Linked DNA regions of Homo sapiens: region 2 is linked to region 1. A link is a contact called in ENCODE Hi-C data. All regions are on one chromosome and are shown on one strand. The core of a region is the stretch at or near the end of the contact, and the rest is flanking DNA. Distances in the headings are between cores, read along the strand shown.

What was found. A loop is a pair of places that touch in the nucleus more often than their neighbours do. Pooled maps may share reads with other maps.
Region 2: a loop to region 1 is called in a pooled map, with 15 times the contacts of the local background. The contact joins the promoter of RFC3 here to the enhancer-like site in region 1. A Hi-C loop is called at or near these places in 5 of 50 pooled maps.

The regions. Positions count from the first base shown.
Region 1 is chr13:26,183,376-26,189,195 of GRCh38, reverse strand. It overlaps a transcript of RNF6 not described here. Among named protein-coding and RNA genes, the nearest start is that of RNF6, 36 kb to the left of the region's middle. RefSeq lists enhancers at 2,782-2,831, 2,882-3,051. Within about 2 kb of position 2,620, at least 34 of the 41 ENCODE cell types and tissues checked have a DNase peak (open chromatin) inside an H3K27ac peak, as active enhancers do.
Region 2 is chr13:33,815,707-33,821,526 of GRCh38, reverse strand. RFC3 (replication factor C subunit 3) reads right to left here and starts at 3,378. Exons shown (of 9, transcript NM_002915.4): 1 at 3,262-3,378; 2 at 258-395. The coding sequence starts at 3,348.

The sequences.
Region 1 (5,820 bases), core at 1,371-3,870:
CCACCACACCCAGCTAATTTTTGTATTTTAGTAGAGACATAGTTTCACCATGTTGGCCAGGCTGGTCTCAAACTCCTGACCTCAGGTGATCCACCTGCCTCGGCCTCCCAAAGTGCTGGGATTACGGGCGTTAGCCACCATCCCTGGCTACTAGGAATATTTTGATTCTATCTTACATTTAAGAAAGCTCCCTCTTACTTCATGGGAGTGTAAGCCTTTGAGTCTACAATAATCAGTTTGCATACAACCTCTTCAGAAATCTGTTCTGAGCCGGGCGCAGTGGCTCATGCTTGTAATCCCATCACTTTGGGAGGCCAAGGTGGGCAGATCACGAGGTCAAGAGATTGAGACCATCCTGGCCAACATGTTGAAACCTCATCTCTACTAAAAATACAAAAATTAACCGGGCATGGTGGCATGTGCCTGTAGTCCCAGCTACTTGGGAGGCTGAGGCAGGATAAGTGCTTGAACTGAAGAGGCAGAGGTTGCAGTGAGCCGAGATCATGCCACTCCAGCCTGGCAACAGAGTGAGACTTCATCTCAAAAAAAAAAAAAAAAAAAAAAAAAAAAAAGCTCTTTTGACTTGTCCAACTAAAGCCCCCACTAAAAGGGAGAGAACAGCTGCAGCTTTCACCTAAACTCCCCTCAGTCTTCACTTCTGTGTGTCACCTGCTTCTGGCTTATGCAGTGACTGGAATTTTTGGTTATATTTGTTTTGGAAAGTAAAATGTAAATTCAGCCAGACTCTTGATAATTCCAGTAGTTATTCAACAGTGATCAGTGCGTTTTGACTACAGATTCACTGGTCTCAAGAGTCAGTTGCCCTTCCTCTGTGCCACAATTAAGTCCTTGTCTATGTCTGTCACAAGTGGGGTGGAGGATGGGGTAGAAGGGGAGGGATATTGTTATAATTGCCTCCCTTGCCACCATCAGCACTTCTCACCTGTCCTTGTGAACCACCAGTTTACACTTATAGAATCTAGTTTTGCATCAGCAATTGAGGTCACTTCGCCTTGGAGCCACTGCATCAATCTGAAAGTCTCCATGAGCCACAAGACAGTTGTGATGGTCTGGATGGCAGCCTGCAAATGAGCAGTTACACTCTCTAGAATTCCTAGACTATTAGGGCTGAAGGGACCTTGGATATTAACAGGTTCAAGTCCATTTCACCCAGATGATGAAACTGATGCCCAGACACCTACAGAATCTTGTTTTAGATCACTTGTTGACTTCTAGTTCTATTTTTTGACACCTAGTGTCCAGTGTGCTTTACACTTCAGGCCACTGTGGTCTCAAATAGAGCTAGGAACCAGGTGTGGTGGCACACGCCTGTAGTCCCAGCTAGTTGGGAGGCTGAGGCAGGAGGACTGCTTAAGCCCAACAGTTCAAGGCTGCAGTGAGCTAAGATTGCACCACTGCACTCCATCCTGGGCAACAGATAGAGACTGTCTTAAAAAACCCCCAAAATCAAATAGAGCTGGGGCTAAACATTTAATAAACTCCAGCCTCTGGAGTCCAAGAGATCTGCATTTGAATCCTGACTTTGCCACTGATTGGCAATAAGACCTTGGGTACGTTACTTAACCATTAACATACCCACTAAGTCACCCAATAAGCTTCCAGAACTTGGCCTAATCCCTGGGGAGGGGACCGCAGGAAGAACTAGGGTAATTTTTCTTTTATAACCAGTTCACCAGAGGGGGCCAGGGAAGGGTGGTCGTATGTAGCCCAGAGGAGTCAGAAATTCACCTGAAATCCAGAAAAGAGGCATTTTTCTTGCACACCAGAGCTCACGGGCTGACATTCTCACACTGGACATCCCAGTAAGCCTCCTGCTCCGCGATCCCCAAGGCCATCAGCCTTGCCTGACCTCCAAACGTTTCCCCCTTCTTGTGCCGGCTTAATTTTCCAGGGCTTTCCCCCTTTCTATTCGTCTCCTATCAGGTTCCCGGTCCGAAGGCTAGGACGCCCCACGTCGCAGCCAGGAGCAGAGGCGCCCAAGGTGGCGGTACAAGCCGTCTTCAGGCCTGTGGCCCCACTGATGGCAGAAACAGGAAGCGGGGACAGCCCCAGTCCCGGACCTCAGGCCAAGCAAGGCTCTAGAAAGGTCCCTGACGCTTGCCGGGCGCGGTGGCTCATGCCTGTAATCTCAGCACTTTGGGAGGCCGAGGTGGGTGGATCACGAAGTCAGGAGATCGAGACCATCCTGGCTAACACGGTGAAACCCCGTCTCTACTAAAAATACACAAAATTAGCCGGGCGTGGTGGCGGGCGCCTGTAGTCCCAGCTACTCGGGAGGCTGAGGCAGGAGAATGGCGTGAACCTGGGAGGCGGAAATTGCAGTGAGCCGAGATCGCGCCACTACACTCCAGCCTGGGCGACAGAACGAGACTCCGTCTCAAAAAAAGAAAAAAAAAAAAAGAAGAAGAAAGGTCCCTGACGCTTCCCTGCCCTCCCCGGAGCCGGCGCTCTAGCGCCCCCGGGATCGACGGTCAGCACAGCGAAGGAACGCGCTACCTGTGGCCGAAGGTATAGCGCCGCTGCGGGCCCTGTGAGAGCTGAGAAGACGACGGCGGCCGAGGAGGCCCAATTCCGAGGCTCGGCCCCGTCAGGGTCCGCGCTGGCGGTGTGCGCGTGTACGTGCGCTCGTGCACGTGCATGTGTGTGCGCGCGCCCTAACAGACCTGCTCCGAAGCGTCTCCGCTGACTGCCAGTCGGTAGCGCGACTGGCTGCGGGGCCCACGTGCCACGCAGACGCCCCCCGGCGCGTCCCGCTCTTGCTCTGCGGCCCAACGAGCGCGTTCCTGCCGCGGGACAGCCTTGCAGAGAAACGCGGTCTTACACACGCACTGGCCTCCCGGTCTGGGTTTTTAACTGCTCAAAGCTCCACGCGCCCTGGCGTCTCCACACGGCACTCCAGATGTGTCAGATTTCCAGAAATGTTTTGATCGCTTGCTTTCACTTCTCTTTTTAAGATCTGTTTTTGAACTTTTCCTCTGCGTTGTGTGTATCATGACTCTGACACGTTTTAGGGCCGCGAGGCGGGTGATGAAGCTTTGACATGGGCGCCTTGGTGAATGACCTGAATTCTTACTCCCGAGTAAATCGTCTGACTGGCTTCCCTATCGCATTTTAGGGTTAAAACATACATTTTGTGTTTGTTTCATATCTATGTTTATGTAGACTGCAAGTTTCATAAGGGCACGGGGTGGGAGGGGCTATGGCTCTTTTGCCTCTTACTGTATTTTCAGAACCTAGCAGAAGCTAGGACATAGTGTGTGTTCTCTAAATAGATATTGAATGTGAGGGAGGAAGGAACTTTCCAGAAGTGTGACCTTTGGTTTTGGAAAGGCACAAGGTTCGTAGTTAGGCGTAGAGAACACAAGTTTAGAATCATGGCCTCTACACTTCTGTTGACAATGCATTACTTTAAGTAACAACTTTTTTTTGAGACAGGGTTTCGCTCGTTTTGCCCAGGCTGGAGTGCAGTGGCACGATCTCGGCTCACTGCAACCTCCGCCTCCCGGGTTCAAGCGATTCTCCTGCCTCAGCCTCCCAAGTAGCTGTGATAACAGGCGCCTGCCACCACGCCAGGCTAATTTTTTGTATTTTTAGTAGAGACGGGGTTTCACCATGTTGGCCAGGATAGTCTCGATCTCTTGACCTCGTGATCCGCCCACCTCGGCCTCCCAAAGTGCTGGGATTACAGGCGTGAGCCACTGTGCCCAGCCAAGTAACAACTTTTTTTAAAAAAAATGCACTTCAAATGTATATGTATATGTATTTATTTATAAGTTATAAAAATGTAATGCATGCTCATATATATATTTATGTATTATTACAAAGAGCACACCAAATAGAAATTTTAAAAAGCTAAAATAAAAATAATACCTTGGTCGGGGATGATGGCTCATGCCTGTAACTCCAGCACTTTTGGAGGCCGAGGCGGTCAGATAGCTTGAGCCCATTAGTTCGAGACCAGCGTGGGCAGCATAGTGAGATCCCATCTGTACAAAAAATAATTTGAAAAAATTAGCCGGGCATGGTGGTGTGCGCCTGTTGTCCCAGCTGCTTGGGAGGCTGAGGTGGGAGAATGGCTTGATCCTGGGAAGTTGAGGCTGCAATGAACCGTGTTTGTGCCACTTCACTACAGCTTGGGGTGGCTGAGTGAAATCCTGTCTTAATAGTCAATCAATCAATCAATCAATAAAATGATAACAATACCTACAAGTTCTAAAATAATTTCCTGCAGCGCACTTTGGAGCTCACTAGGTAGACAGTTTGTAGGGAGAGGGCTGCCCTCTACTGGTGGAGGGCAGCTAAGGACATTTGCTTTGGATCGCCTGCCTTCTGCAGGAGTCCACAGATTTATCCTTTGTGGCCTGCACAGTGTGTATGCTTAGCATTCAATCTACGTTATTTTCACTCATAGAAAATGTAAGGTGAGGCATTGTTTTAAGCCAGAACAGCTTTAAAAGGCAGAGATACTCGTATTGTGCAGTCATTATGGACCAGGAAACGTTGAAACATCTGCGAGTAGAAGTGACTCAAAACTGAATGTTCGTCTCTGTAACATCATGGCCAATACTCAATAAAGGGGAAACAATTAGATAATCTGTTCTCATATGTCAAGTCTTACAAATCTTTTTACTTTGAAGACAACTAAATTATACTGTTGTAGTTTTGATAGCAGAATATGCCCTGCTGATTTTTAAGCCTTAGAGACTTCTAGAGCAAAAAGCATAAAACAGATTTTTATACAACAACATGTCTTTTTCACTTGAGAGTTCAGTGTTCGAAGACTTTTAAAGTGCCTTTATGCAGAGGCTAAACTGAGGGAGACTGATTAGAATATAATTTGAGGCGGCCGGGCGCGGTGGCTCACGCCCGTAATCCCAGCACTTTGGGAGGCCGAGACGGGCGAATCACGAGGTCAGGAGATCGAGACCATCCTGGCTAACAGGGTGGAACCCCGTCTCTGCTAAAAATACAAAACATTAGCCTGGCGTGGTGGGTGGCGGGCACCTGTAGCCCCAGCTACTCGGGAGGCTGAGGCAGGAGAATGGCGTGAACCTAAGGAGACGGAGCTTGCAGTGAGCCGAGATCGTGTCACTGCACTCCAGCCTGAGCAACAGAGCGAGACTCTGTCTCAAAAAAAAAAAAAAAAAAAAAAAAAATATATATATATATATATATATATATATTTTATTTATCTGCTGGTGGAGGGCAGCTCCACCAGTATGTATATATATGAATAATTATAAAAAAATAAATATTGTATATATTACATATATAAATAAGTATAAAAAAACCTATATTTTATATATATAAAAATATATAAATAATTCGAGGAATATATTGTAGATTTTTTATGAATTTTCAAGCAAAGTAATCTATACTTTCTGTGAGAATATGAGTGAAAAGTATAGCACAGAATGCAGTTAACCATGAAATTGTTTGCTAAGCTGCGAATTGTATATATAAATAATTCAGTTGCTATTCTGTATTAGTCCAAAACTATTTTTTACTGCATGGCTAACATTCCATTTTACCTTCTCAGTTTCACTTCTGCAAAAAGTAATATGTTTCAGAATCTGTTTAAGCTGCTCCTACCTTCAAGTTGCTCACAATCTACTATGGATATACGCAGGGAGGCAAATGATCATAAGTGAATTAGAGTCCTGATCCCCATCCTATCTCACAAATAAAACACCTACCAGCAAATATACACAGATGCCCAAAGTGTCTAGGCAGAGTGGGGAAAGAAAGGAAGGAAGAAAAAGTAGAATTGCTTTACATGTCTCATTGATTTTGAGCTCC
Region 2 (5,820 bases), core at 2,129-4,628, 7.6 Mb before region 1:
TAATCTGAAATTAATCTCACCCTCTACATTTTACCCCAAACCCTCTGTTGCTCTTATTTCCTATCTAACATAAATGGCTTTGCTCTGGTTATAACAGATCCATATCAGTAGCTCTCAAATCCTGTGCCCCAAGACTACCTGTGGAATTCTTATTTAAATCATACATTAGGAAGCAACTGAGTTGGGGGGACATACATGACCAAGACTGAAAGTCCCCGCTATAAATTACTTTCAGGGCCTCAAAGTGAAATGCTTACTGTGATGGTCTGATGTTCAATTCTCAATTTTTCCACTCCAACACCATAAAGTTCACGTAGAATACACATAATTCTTGTCTTTTTTCCAGCACCTGATGGTCCGTACACTAACAGATGAGGAAAGTCACCACACTGCACCTGAAAAAAAAGAACAAGGCATTTTTCCCTAGTCAAACTGAACTGCTCTAGGTAGAACCAAACTACTTTTTAAGTAACAAATATTTTATGTGTCTACCCATGAAACTCCCAGTTCATGAGTAGATACACCCAATTTTTTATATATGTGTAAAACTTGGAGTTTCATGGGTAGATACACAAAATATTGTGTATCTTTTATATATATATATATATATATAAATATATATATGCTGAAAAGTTTACTATTCGCCTGACACTAATTTTGTATAACTTATATACGTGACAGCACATGCAAGATACAAAACTAAATGCTAGAAAGCGGGAACTCCCAAACCTGACTATCAGAATCTCCTAGAAAACTTTTTAAAATAAAGGACTGACTAATGAACAGACCCTATCATCCATGAGATTAGGATTCTGTAACTCTGAGATTCAGGCCTTTCTTACTTCGGACTATTAGAAACAGTCCCTGTGATAACAATTCAGTGCATTTGGTTTCTTTGGGAGGTTACTTGTGAGATAAAGGAAAACTTCATAGGAGAGTGGGGATGCGAAACAGGGAAAGGAAGGCAGCCAGTAAGAGTGTGTTGTCAAGTTGAATGGCTCTAGGTATCTGTGTTTGATCCTGCTAGGGAAACTCTTAAAGCCAACATAAACACCCACCAGAGTGTTAACCCACCCAAAGGGTGGGGAAGCTGCCGTATGATTATCTCTGATGAGTTCTTTCTTGAAGCCTGCTTAGAAAAGTGGATGGGGGAAAAGAAAGAGCATTAATTCCAGGCATTTCAAATCTACTATGGGTGTCACAGAGAGAAAAGCCCTCAGGCAAAGTACAGATGTACAAAGTTAGAAGTCAGAAGTCAGTCTGTGTGCACTTAAAAGCAAGAGGACTGGGTAGGGCACTAACAGTATCTGCTGATGATGAGTTTTGCAAAAGCTTTTCGGGTGTTTCTGATGATCAGTCTGGTTTGGGAACCAGTGCTATGAAGGCTATAAAGATGAGTGGGTGACAGACCTTAGCCTCGGGAGCATAAAGTCTTGTAAGGTGAAGTTCTGTAAATAACCATTATTGAAAAAATGGAATACGTATCTTAAGAGAAGCGCTTATTGCAATGAATTTTAATACTTTGTAAACTCATCCATCTCTGTCACTAAAAAGTCCCAAGGAAAAGAACTATTCAATCTAATATACTGCCTGGAAAATGGCAAGTGTCCCACAGACACTTACTGCCTTGTTTTTTCAACTTCAATCTAATCAAAAATAAGGGTTATGCTTTAAATGTTTCATAGTTTGATTAAGCTGCAAATAAAAGAGTAAACAGGTGAACATTTCTTAAAAGCAAATTTAACACATAAGACCATTATATTAAATTCATGTCCAAAATATACATTCCAAATTCTGTACAACAAAATGTGGCCACAGAAAATAAAATGTATTCTATCACTAGGAAAACTGAAGACAAAGCTATTGACGGAAAATGTAATTTGTCTATAAATGATGGATACTGCAGTAATCAATTTATTTTAAATTAGTATACATGCAGTATCAATAAAGAGACCAAAAAAAAACCTTCAATGTCACAACACTATCAACTAGTCTAATGATTTTTACGTGTACAATCTTTTCTTATTATTTCTTATTTTTAAGACGCACTTAATTAAATAGTATCTGTAAATCTAAGAAAGGTCGGAAGGGAAAACCAGGGTATTGGGCAAAAACGTTTCCATCAGCATCATATATTAATTTGAGTTCCTTAAAAGGAGTGGATAAATGTCTTCCACAGACACTTTATTCTCCTAAAGATCCTTCTTTACTCTCTACTCCCTGGAAGATTCAGTTCGTTCTCACAAAATATTGCCATTGGGCACTTTTATCAACTACAACAGACAAAGAGGCATCAGGATAGAGGGGAGAGGATCTTTCACAAAGCTCTAATCTCAGCCACGCACGGTGGCCCACGCCTGTAATCCCAGCACTTTGGGAGGCCGAGGCAGGCGGATCACCTGAGGTCAGGAGTTCGAGACCAGCCTGGCCAACGTGGTGAAACCCCGTCTCTACTGAAAAATACAAAAATTAGCTGTGCGTGGTGGCGGGCGCCTGTAATCCCAGCTACTCGGGAGGCTGAGGCAGGAGAATCGCTTGAACCCGTGAGGCGGAGGTTGCAGTGAGCCGAGACCGCGCCATTGCATTCCAGCCTGGGCGACAACAGCTAAACTCCGTCTCAAAAAAAAAAAAAAAAAAAAAAAAAACTAATCTCAGGAACGTCCTAATACAATTTATTTGAGAATTAGAAACGATCTTTGGAGTAAATACATATTTACAACACTTTACTTGTAAATGACAATGACATCGAGAAATCTTAAGCCAGCTAGAAAGTAAATCACATGGTGTCATCTCCGCTCAAAATGCTCCAACGGCTTCTCGTCTTATTCTGAGACTGACTGGGTCTGCACTCCAACTCCATCCCAACACATACACCCATCTCCGATTACCCTTCCCGCTGGTTCACCACTATCGGCTACGCCGGCCTCCTGAGGTTCTTAGAACATGCCGTGCACATCCCTGCCCGGGAATTTTGCACTTGCTGTCCCCTCTTACCTGTTCCACTCTTTGCTCGGATTTCTGTATTTATGACTTTTCAATTTCCTTCAAGTCTCGGCTCAGATGCCACTTCTCAGTGGAGCTTTTCTTGTTTAAAAATACAAGCCAGCCTCCCACACCTCTTCCCCCTTCCCTGTGTTATTTTTCTCCATAGCACTTATCACCTTCCAATGCGGGCGGGAGAAGCACTGCTCCTCAGGGGGGCGCGAAACCCCGAGCCGGGGGGCCTCCCCTCTCCCACGCTCCCGGCCCCCGCAGACTCACCAGGTTCCGCAGCTGGGCCGCCTGCTCCTTGTGATAGTCCAGCCGTCCCAAGGAGCAGGGCCGATACTTGTCCACCCAGAGGCTCATGGCAGCTCGAGTTCCCGGGGGCCTACGCTTGAAAATCCCGCGCGAGCGCGCGTCCTCCCCACAACGCAGAGACAAGTTTTCCCGCGAGCTCCAAATCTCGTGACGTCACTACCGGTCGCGGCCGCGTAAATGATTTTGGACGGAAAGGCTACGGGGGCCGTGTGCAGACAAAATCAGCTGCCGCGTCGATGCCCTCTAGTTCTGAAGTTCACTGCTTTATTTATTTTCTCTTTGTTCGCACCGTCTATTATATTCTAGAAATTATCAAGCGGAATTGAAAATGTGGTTCTGACCCTTTTGGCGTCACATCCAGATACCTCAGAGAAGACCGTTCCTTTCATTTATTCATTCTTTCATTCACTTAATTCATTCAACAAAAATTTACTAAATATCTGCTAGGTGTGGAACTCTGTCCTCGGCACTAGAATATATACATCTCAGGGTTTCACTCACTTGGCAGGTACCCAGTAAAGCTTCATTGGATGAATCGCTTGAAAATGTCTGATCTTCACTATCCTTTGTTACCTCTATTCCTCAATATTCTTATTGGATTAGAAACAAAAGAATCAAGAGCATGGAAAAACTACCCAAATGTGGTCTGTAGGGGAGAAGACACGAGGTTAATATGCATTCTAAGTCTAGAATATTTGAAAGCCCTCCAATTAAAATGTGTAGAAGCATCTGAACCCCTCAGAAAAATATTCTGCATATGAAGTTGATATGCAACTTTTGAAGTTCTCTTCAAATAGTGCCTCTCAAAATGCACTTTACTCATTGTACATAATATTAATTCCTTATTTAATTTATGCTTTTATTTTATGTATTATTAAGAACCCTAAGTCCTGCCATTTGATTGCAAGGTCTTACAGGCAGGAAATGATTTCCAAATATACTTAATAACCTTTCACCAAGGTGCCTCTTACTCATTTATTAATCAATAATTTATCATGTTCTTCTATGAATCGTCATATTACATGAATTACTCCTGCAGGTAAGGTATTATCCACACCACCAAGTATAAGATTTAATCCCTGTTCTCGAGAAACTTTCTATAATAAGCCTGGAAGGCTTCTGCCTCAGGGCCTTTGCAATTACTGTTTCCTCTTCCTGGACTATGTTTCTCCAGTCAGCAGAGTTGGGTCCCTCATTTCCTTCAGGATGTTGGCTCAAGTATTATCTCCTCACTGAGGCTTCCCTGACCACCCTATTTAATATTGCAAAAAAGCTTCATCTTCTTTATGCTTCTCTCCTTTGGAATTGAAATGGAGGAAGTGTTTGAAATGAGAAGGTAAAGGAAATCAGAAGCAGGGATACTGAATTGTGGTCTATGTGTATATCATAATCATAATGAATGATAATGGAAATAAGTACTGAGAGGAATAAAGAGAAGAACCAAGTGCTAGAATGATCAATAATTTGGCAAGAGTGACCACAGGCATGACAGACAACTTCAATAAGGAGCAGTGGTTGATGGTCTCTACCGTGAAGACATGTCTCTACCATTGAAGCACATGAAGACATGTGCTTCAATATTGTTGGGGGTTCTGAGGAAGGAGAAATAGTGTGGTGACCCAGGAAGTCCAGTTAAATTTGAATTTCAGAAGCTTTTTCATATGTCTATGGCAAAATTTATTACAAATGATTTTTTTTCTCATATAAGTATGTCCCTGGCAATATTTGAAATTGTAATAAATATTGCCAGGGACATACTTATATGAGAAAAAAAATCAGCCTTTATCTGAAATTCAAATGTAACCAGGGCCCTGTATTTATCTAGCAATTTTACTCCAGACTCTTGAATATATAGGATATGAGAAATTGCTACAGAGGAAGTAAAGTCCTCGGGGTTGGTAAACTACAGCTGCAATCACTTTAATGTTTAATGACTCTGGCCCTCAGGTATCTTAGCTCTTTTTTTTTTTCTTGAGATGGAGTCCCAGTCTGTCTCCCAGGCTGGAGTGCAGTGATGCGATCTCGGCTCACTGCAACCTCCACCTCCTGGGTTCAAGCGATCCTCCCACCTCAGCCTCCCATGTAGCTAGGGTTACAGTTGTGCACCACCACGCCCAGCTAATTTTTTGTATTTTTAGTAGAGACAGGGTTTTACCATGTTGACCAGGCTGGTCTCGAACTCCTGAGCTCAGGCAAGCCAGCTGCCTCGGCCTCCCAAAGTGCTGGGATTACAGTAGCGAGCCACCACGCCCGGCAATCATATAGTAATTGTAAGTTTAATTTTTTGAGTAACTGCCATACCGTTTTCCACAGTGGCTGCACCACTTTACATTCCCATGAGCAATGCAAAAAGATTCCAATTTCTCCACATCTTCACCAACCAACAACCTTTTTAAATTTTAGTCATTCTGGCAGGTTTACAGAGAAATCTCATTATGATTTTAATTTCCCTAATGATAAATGATGTTGAGCATCTTATTAATTATTAGAATATTCTTTTGTAAAGTGACTATTCAAATA